Linked DNA regions of Homo sapiens: region 1 is linked to region 2. The links are chromatin contacts, found by Hi-C or POLR2A ChIA-PET in ENCODE. All regions are on one chromosome and are shown on one strand. Each heading gives the region's core, a stretch centred on a gene start or an enhancer-like site at or near the end of the contact. The rest is flanking DNA. Distances are from core to core; before and after follow the strand shown.

Evidence for each region. A loop is a pair of places that touch in the nucleus more often than their neighbours do. ChIA-PET counts read pairs that join two places held with the same protein, here RNA polymerase II (POLR2A). Pooled maps may share reads with other maps.
Region 1: a loop to region 2 is called in a map of endothelial cell of hepatic sinusoid, with 4 times the contacts of the local background. The contact joins two enhancer-like sites. A Hi-C loop is called at or near these places in 1 of 168 maps with a recorded cell type or tissue (endothelial cell of hepatic sinusoid) and 1 of 50 pooled maps. POLR2A ChIA-PET finds 5 or more read pairs at or near these places in 2 of 52 experiments (HEK293 and activated CD4-positive, alpha-beta T cell).

The regions. Positions count from the first base shown.
Region 1 is chr13:99,482,281-99,486,084 of GRCh38, forward strand. No RefSeq gene overlaps it. Among named protein-coding and RNA genes, the nearest start is that of LINC01232, 15 kb to the right of the region's middle. RefSeq lists a silencer at 2,211-2,411. Within about 2 kb of position 2,296, at least 2 of the 41 ENCODE cell types and tissues checked have a DNase peak (open chromatin) inside an H3K27ac peak, as active enhancers do.
Region 2 is chr13:99,403,819-99,408,016 of GRCh38, forward strand. It overlaps the pseudogene CCR12P. Among named protein-coding and RNA genes, the nearest start is that of LNCARGI, 27 kb to the right of the region's middle. Within about 2 kb of position 2,338, at least 6 of the 41 ENCODE cell types and tissues checked have a DNase peak (open chromatin) inside an H3K27ac peak, as active enhancers do.

The DNA.
Region 1 (3,804 bases), core at 1,046-3,545, 78 kb after region 2:
GTGAAATCTTGGCTCACTGCAACCTCCACTTGCCGGGTTCAAGCAAGTCTCTTGCCTCACCCTCTCAAGTAGCTGGGGCTACAGGCACGCGCCACCATGCCCAGCTAAGTTTTTGTATTTTTAGTAGAGATGGGATTTCATCATGCTGGGCAGGCTGGTCTTGAACTCCTGACCTTGTGATCCACCTGCCTCGGCCTTCCAAAGTGCTGGGATTACAGACGGGAGCCACCACACCTAGCCACCAAAGTTCATTTTAATAGGATTTGGACTGTAAAAAAGACACTGTCAGATTGTCTACATTTCATTCAATATATTTATATCTATATCTACAGTTACATATATAGTCAATATATTTATATTAATACATGCATTTAAATGTTCACTTAGACTTTTATCTTACATGTTAGATATATTGCTTTTGCTGGTTAATGTTATCTAAGCACACTGACTTTATATGTCTGGTATAAAAGAATCACCTGGCTCTATTCACACTGCTATGGTCTCTGGGAAATCTTGTTCACTTTTGAATAGATTGGCAGGACAAGGAGAAACTTAAACATTCACAAATACATATACATAAATACACATTCCTATATACATACACATATATGCATATAGATATGTGAAACATATATATATATATATTTGAAGTTTGTATTTATCATGAAAAAATTCAAATGCACAAAAGTAGAGGGAATGGTAAAATCAACTTCCATGTACCCAATACTCAATTTCAGTGATTATCAACTTTTTCACAATAATTATATCTATTTTAGTAAATTCTTTTGCAGTGTAACATACATACAGAAGAATATACAGATCATAAGTGTATAGTTTGATGAATTATCACAAAGTGACCACATCCAGATAACCACTACCCAGATGAAGGTAGTGGTTTAGGTAAAGGTAAAGGTAAACTTTACCAGCACTGCAGAAGCCCCAGGCTCTCCTACTCACTACATCCTTGTAATTCGCACAAGGAAACCACCTTCTTGACTTCTAACATTCCAGATTTGTTTTGCCTGTTTTTGAATTTTATATAAATGGAATCATGCAAGTGTTTAACTTCTTTTGCTTAACATCATATTTGTGAGATGGATATATGCTGTTGTGCTTAATAGTAATTTTACGAAACTACGCTACAAATTCTTTATCCTTTCTACTATAGATGGACATTTCAGTTCTGTTTTGGTGAACATATATTTTAGTGAATATATGTAGGCATTTAGAGCTAGGAGTGGAATTTCTGGGTTACAGAATAGGTGTGCCAAACAATTTTCCACAAATTTACACTCTCATCAGCCGTGTGTAAGCATTCTAGTTGTTCTACATCCTTATCAACACTTGGAATTGTCAGTCTTTCAAATTTTAGCTATTTTAATGCTTGTGTTGCTGCATCTCATTGAGGCTTCAATTCGTAGTTTCTTGATGAGTAATAAGATTGAACATGTTTTCATTTTTGTTGACCATTGGCTATCTGTAGAAGAAGAATATTTGCTGGCTGGATTCAAGTAGCTGTTCTCCTCTGGATTATCATTGTTGTTTTAATAACTTCATTGGGCTATAATTTACATACCATGCAATTCATTCATTTTAAGTGTTCAATGATTTTTAGTAAATTTACCAAGCTGTGTGGTCATCACAATAATAGTTTTTAGAACATTTCTATCACCCCAATAAGACCACTCATGCCCTTTAACATTTAATTCCCCTTTCCACACCCACCTTCAGGAAACCATTCATCTACTTTCTCACTCTATACATTTGTCTTTTCTGACTCTTCCAGGGCTTTATTTCATTTTTATTAATTAACAAATTAGTAATGTTACTTATCCATCAGTTTCTGTGTCTGTGGCTAATACAAATTCACCCTTGAGAGATAGGTCTATTTTTAGTGTCCTGACAAGTAAGCTGTCTCCAGCTCTTGAATTGTCCTGGATTCTCCTGGATTCTGCAGTGTCAATGCTCTTCAGCTAAAGACCACCAGGAACACAACTATAGTTGGGTTTATTTCCTTGTTGCAGCAAGGGAGAACGCACACTATGAGGAACGATGGGACATCTCAGTAAGAGGGGATTGGAAAGAAATTTATAAGAATTGAGCTTGTGTTTTGTGGTTTGGGGAGCGTTTTAAAGAGGTGGAGCTTTGCTCTGGATCAAATGCTGTCAGGAAGCAGGGGGTAATTCTTAAAATTAGATATCTAATAACTCTTATCTAGAAGGAGGGCAGACTAGTCTGAGGCTTAAGTTGTGATTGCTAAAGAGGCAGCAGTCACTACTCTTAGGCAAGACAGAGGATGTTTGGTTATTTTGTGGTTTGGACCACATTCGGGTTGTAGTGGATTGTTGAGACATGATTACAGAGGGTTACAGTGTTTTCGTCTTGCTACATCAACATCACAACACGGCGTTGTCTAATGTTCATGTTCTGTGAAATTGCTTATATTTGACAGGAGAATGCCAAGTCCTATCTGTAAGAACCAGGCCAACTCCTCATGTCAGTGACTGCTTTTCTCTTTCTCTTTTTCACCAAGATAATGGCATCCAGTGGGTACCTTGTCTAGACAACCTCCAGCCACTCACTCCTCTGTACTATATAATTTTGCCCTTTTTTTTGACATTTCTAGAGAAATACTAGATTACCGGGTAAACTCTAACATTCAACCTCAAATTGAGACATTGTTTATAGATTGATAAATGGTATGCATTTTATCTTATAAGTGAAGCAATGAACCACAATATTAGCACTTTGTTTGCTTTCTTTCATGACTCTAGGAATCTTTTGATAAAGCAATATTTGCAATTCATATAGCTAACAAAGTGTTTCTATGCAGAATATAAAAACTCTTATAAAAGTGTTTAAAGATTATTAAGTTAAAAAATGCATACGAGACAAGAAAAAAGCAGAAAGTTGGTTTGTGGGCATAAATTTGGAAGAAGTAAAATTAGTTTTATGATTAGAATATATCCATCTATGTCACAGAGCTACACTCTTGTCTTTCCTGAGTGATACTTTAGTATTTGCCTCTGTGGCTTTCATTTTTCCAGGTTCTGCTGGCCAAAAGAATCCCCCTTCTGGTTGCAACTTCTATGTTAGCTTATAAATAGCTTGTATGTTAGCTAAGTTATGTCCTGAGAACCATTATTTATCCTAAAGCTTAACGTTTTTCATACCTCGGCTCCAATCTACCATGAGTTGCATTTATTTAATTATTTTATTTTATTTATTTTTGAGTTGGAGTCTTGCTCTGATGCCCGGGCTGAAGTGCAGTGGAGTGATCTTGGCTTACTGCAACCTCTGCCTCCTGGGTTCAAGCAATTCTCCAGTCTCAGCCTCCTGAGTAGCTGGGATTACACATGTGTGCCACCATGCCCAGCTAATTTTTGTATTTTTAGTAGAGACAGGGTTTCTCCATGTTGGCCAGGCTGGTCTTGAACTCCTGACCTCAGGTGATCCACCCGCCTCGGCCTCCCAAAGTGCTAGGATTACAGGTGTGAGCCACTGTATCCGGCCGCTAGTTGCATTTATAAGCCTACTGTTCAGGATAAGTTTTATGTCCAAGCTATAGTATTTAGACTAACAGGGAAGGAGGTGTAGGAGAGGAAAAACTTTTACTCTCTCTCTCTCTTTTTTTTTTTTTTTTTTGAGATGGAGCCTTGCTCTGTTGCCCAGGCTGGAGTGCAGTGGCAAGATCTCCGCTCACTGCAAGCTCTGCCTCCCGAGTTCACGCCATTCTCCTGCCTCAGCCTCCCGAGTAGCTGAGACTACCGGCGCCCGCCACCACGCCTGGCTAAATTTTTTTTT
Region 2 (4,198 bases), core at 1,088-3,587:
AAAGTGAGGTGTGGGTGTGTGTGGGTGCGGATCCTTGGCAAGGTGCCTCCTCCCATCGCCCTGGGTTAGTCTGTTTTCCTTGATATAAAGAAATGTCTGAGGCTGGGTAATTTATAAGGAAGAGTTTAACTGGCTCAGGTTCTGCAGGCTGTACAAGCATGGCACCTGCATCTGCTTGGCTTCCAGGGAGGTCTCAGGGAACTTTGACTCCTGGTGGAAGGTGAAGCGGGAGCAGGTGATCACACGGCGAGAGTGGGAACAAGAGAGAGAGGAAGGAGGTGCCAGGCTCTTTAAACAACCAGATCTCACCTATCTGAGTAAGAAGTCACTCATCACCATGGACAGGGCACCAAACCGTTGATGAGAGATCTGCCCCGTGACCCAACCTTGGGGATCACATTTCAATGCAAATAGCCAAACCATATTCAGAACTGAGACCTCTCTCTCTGTAAATCCAACCCATCGTGGGCATTCCTAAAAAGAACACCCGCCTCCATCCATGGCCAGTACAGCAAGCAGACGGGCATCTCGGCTGTGCTTTCTCTTCCCACCCAGTTCTACCTCTTCTTGCCAGACTTCGCGATCTCGGGCCTCTTTCCTGCTCCTGTTTCGTTCTCAAATGCCCTCTGGTATGACTGTCTCCTTCCGGCTTCCTCATGCTCATAACTGCGGGGCCCCACGCAGCTTTGGAGCTGAGCAGCCCAGCGTGCAGGCCGGGTCAGGTGTGAGAAACGCTTGAGAGGTGGCCCAGGAGGATCTGTAATGTCCGGAGGCAGCCAGACCTCGGTGTCCCTGCTGGAGGCCCCTCTGCAGCCCCTGGGCCCCCCTCCTCATCACACCACTGGCTGGCCAGCCCCTCTCGTACCTTCATGCCCTGTGAGAAGTGCTCGGTTAGTGCAAATGCATCAGGGGTGTGAGCTTTGCTTTTAATCCCGGCCAGGTGTGGAAGCAAACTACTGGGCACCTACAGGATTTGCTCAGAGCAGCCACCAGCGGATGCAGAGGGGACCTTTCAGCTGAGGTTCTTCACTCCTGAATTCACAGGGCCCCAAGAGCAGAGTTCCAAGTTCTTTGAGACTTTGAGCCTCTCTGCCTCCAAGCTGGAAGCAGACATGGAGAAGAAGTGTGCCCAGGACCTCAACATGAGCTCCTGAGGGTTTTTCGTAGGATTTGACAAATCAGACTTCATAAGAGAAATGATCCTCATCCATTCAAACTAGTGGGGGCATCTGGAGCGCTAGCTCCCTGCCTGGGGTAGTGCCAGCTGTCCGGGGCATCAAGCAAGGGTGCCAGAGCAGACATTTCCTTCAGGACCTTGCAGTCCAGTTGCCAGGATGTAAGTGGAAAAAAAGTGCTTTTTTATACACCAACAACCAGTTCTCTGTGGACACCAACTGGATGTCCCACAATTTAATTCGATCCTGACACTAGCTACTCAGAGTTAGTGCAGGCCCCCCCAGGGTTAGGGCCCCATCCCACAAGACTGCCCCCCACTTCAGATGCCAGTCTCAAGTAGTGGGCCCTCAGGTTACCACGCTTCTGTCCAAGTTGGCTACAAATCGAGGGTTCCCCTCCTCAGGTTGGATAATTTGCTATGACAGCTCACAGCACTCAAGGGACACTTTACTTACTATTAATTACCAGCTTATTCGAAAGGATATAATACATAAAGGATATAGACAAGCATCCCGATGAAGAGGTGCCTAGGTTGGGAAAGGGCCTGATTTCAGGGGCTTCTGTTCCCACGGAGTTTGACATGTACCATCCTCCAGGCATGTGGAGTTCACCACCAGAAGCTTCTAGAACTGCATCACTTCGGGGTTTTATGGAGGGTCCATTACAGAGATGTGATTGATTAAATCATTGGTGATTGGACTCAATCTTTGGCCTGTCTCCTTTCCCCAGGAGCTAGGGGATGGGGCTGAAAGTTCCAACCCTCTAACCATATGGTGGTTCCTCCAGCAACCAACCTTATCTTCTGGGTCCAGGCAAGAGTTGCCTCATTGGCATAAACTCAAGTGTGATGGAAAAGGGCTCATGATGAAGAACGAAAGATGCCCTCTCACCCCTGTCTCTTGGAAAATTCCAAGGTTTTAGGAGCTCTATGCCAGGAACTAGGGGAAAGACCAAATACGTATTTCTTATTTTATCACAACGTCACAGGATGAGACATTCCCCACTCAAGAAAGTGTATGTGAAGTTCTGCCTTGAAGAGAGTCAAATGTCCAAAACGTAGCCGGAAATTGGAAGATGCAAGAAGCATCAGGAGAGAAGAGGGTCTCTGGGGGACAGCGACTGGGGAGGGCTTGAGGCAGGACTCCACGCTTATTCCTGTCTGAACCGCCGGAGTGTGGGGGGACGGTGGGGGCAGAGGGAAAGGCCAGGGACTGTCGTCAGGAACATGCGCTTGGCAGGAAAGCACACATTCTATTAGGTTGGTGCACAAGTCACGGCAGAACAGCAGTTTTGCACCAACCTAATGCTTTACGAAACACAAAATCACCCACGTCAAAATGCTCCATAAATGGCATCAGACTTGGCCGGGCGCAGTGGCTCACGCCTGTAATCCCAGCACTTTGGGAGGCTGAGGCGGGTATATCAGGAGGTCAGGAGTTCGAGACAAGGTTGGCCAACAAGGTGAAACCACATCTCTACTAAAAATAGAAAAAATTAGCTGGGCATGGTGGCATGTGCCTATAATCCCAGCTACTCTGGAGGCTGAGGCAGGAGAATCGCTTGAACCGGGGAGGTGGAGGTTGCAGTGAGGCGAGATTGTGCCATTGCACTCCAGCCTGGGTGACAGGGCGAGACTGTCTAAAAAAAAAAAAAAGAAAAAAAAGAAAAAAAATTGCCTCAGTAAGTCTGAAGAAGTTGCAATGAAACTTCTTTCAAAGTTCGGTCTTGCAAAGGTTTGTTTCGATCTAATGTAAGCAGCATTTAAATGGATACAGCCTTTCTGACACTAAACAAATGAAAAAAAAAGGGCCTGCTTTTCTGACTGTTTCCTTTCCCCCTGTTCTTCCCAATGACACGTGCATCCGTGAATGCTTTCACATTGCACAAGATCCAAACCACCACACAAAAGCACACGAAGTCCCTTCCCCACTTGGCACAGTCCCTCCCGACCCTCTGCAGAGGCATCAGCTCAGCGCCTGGCTGTGCATCCTCCCTGTGTTTTCCAAGTTTTTCAGAAAAACCTTGACATTTTAGTAAATGTTAAGGCTAAGAATTGGGAAGTTTCTCTGTAAGAGAAGGGGAAGTGTTCTTGCTCTTTACAGCATTTCACCCCCCAAACGGGAAGCATCCTCTAAATTGCTGATCTAGTGCTCAGCCACTTCTTTCAGGCTCTTCTGCATTTACCATGAAAATAGACTTTTCCTGGAAAAAAACACCCCACACCCCTTTAGGGGCGAAGGAACTCCACTACCATTTACTAAGAGATATTAGAGCTGTGTTTGTCAGGATACTGAAGTCCAAACTTCAGGGCTCCATCCTTACACTGTCCCTTCAAAGACCCTGTCTCTAATTTTGTATTTCTTTCTTTCTTTCTTTCGTTTTGAGACGGAGTCTTGCTCTTGTCGCCCAGGCTGGAGTGCAGTGGTGCGATCTCGGCTTACTGCATCCTCTGCCTCCCGAGTTCAAGTGATTCTGCTGCCTCAGCCTCCTGAGTAGCTGGGATTACAGGTGCCCACCATCACACCTGGCTAATTTTTGTACTTCAGTAGAGATGGGGTTTCACCATGTTGGCCAGGCTGCTCTCGAACTCCTGACCTCAGGTGATCCGCCCACCTTGGCCTCCCAAAGTGCGGGGATTACAGGCGTGAGCCACCGCGCCCGGCCTAATTTTGTATTTCTTATTCTGTATTCTTTTCCTTAAAAAACCTTTTGCCCAAATTGTATCAACTTCAATACCCCAACGCTGGACCCCTCCCTAGATACAGTCATAAAGCAAATGACACGTTAGACCACGTGCTCCGCTAAGAACATAGAACCTCTGGCCTGGGTGATACTTGGTGTTTCTGAAGAAGCTTTTCCTGGGGTGGAGGAGGAGGAGGAGGAGGAGGAGGAAGACCCTTTGAGCTTTAAAATGCCCAGGAGCCATTTCCTGTAATGGGTGGATGCAAAGAAGTAAATGATGGGGTAATGCCACAGTTCATGTTCATGAGGGCCACGGTGGCCTGAAGGGACAGTAAGAAAG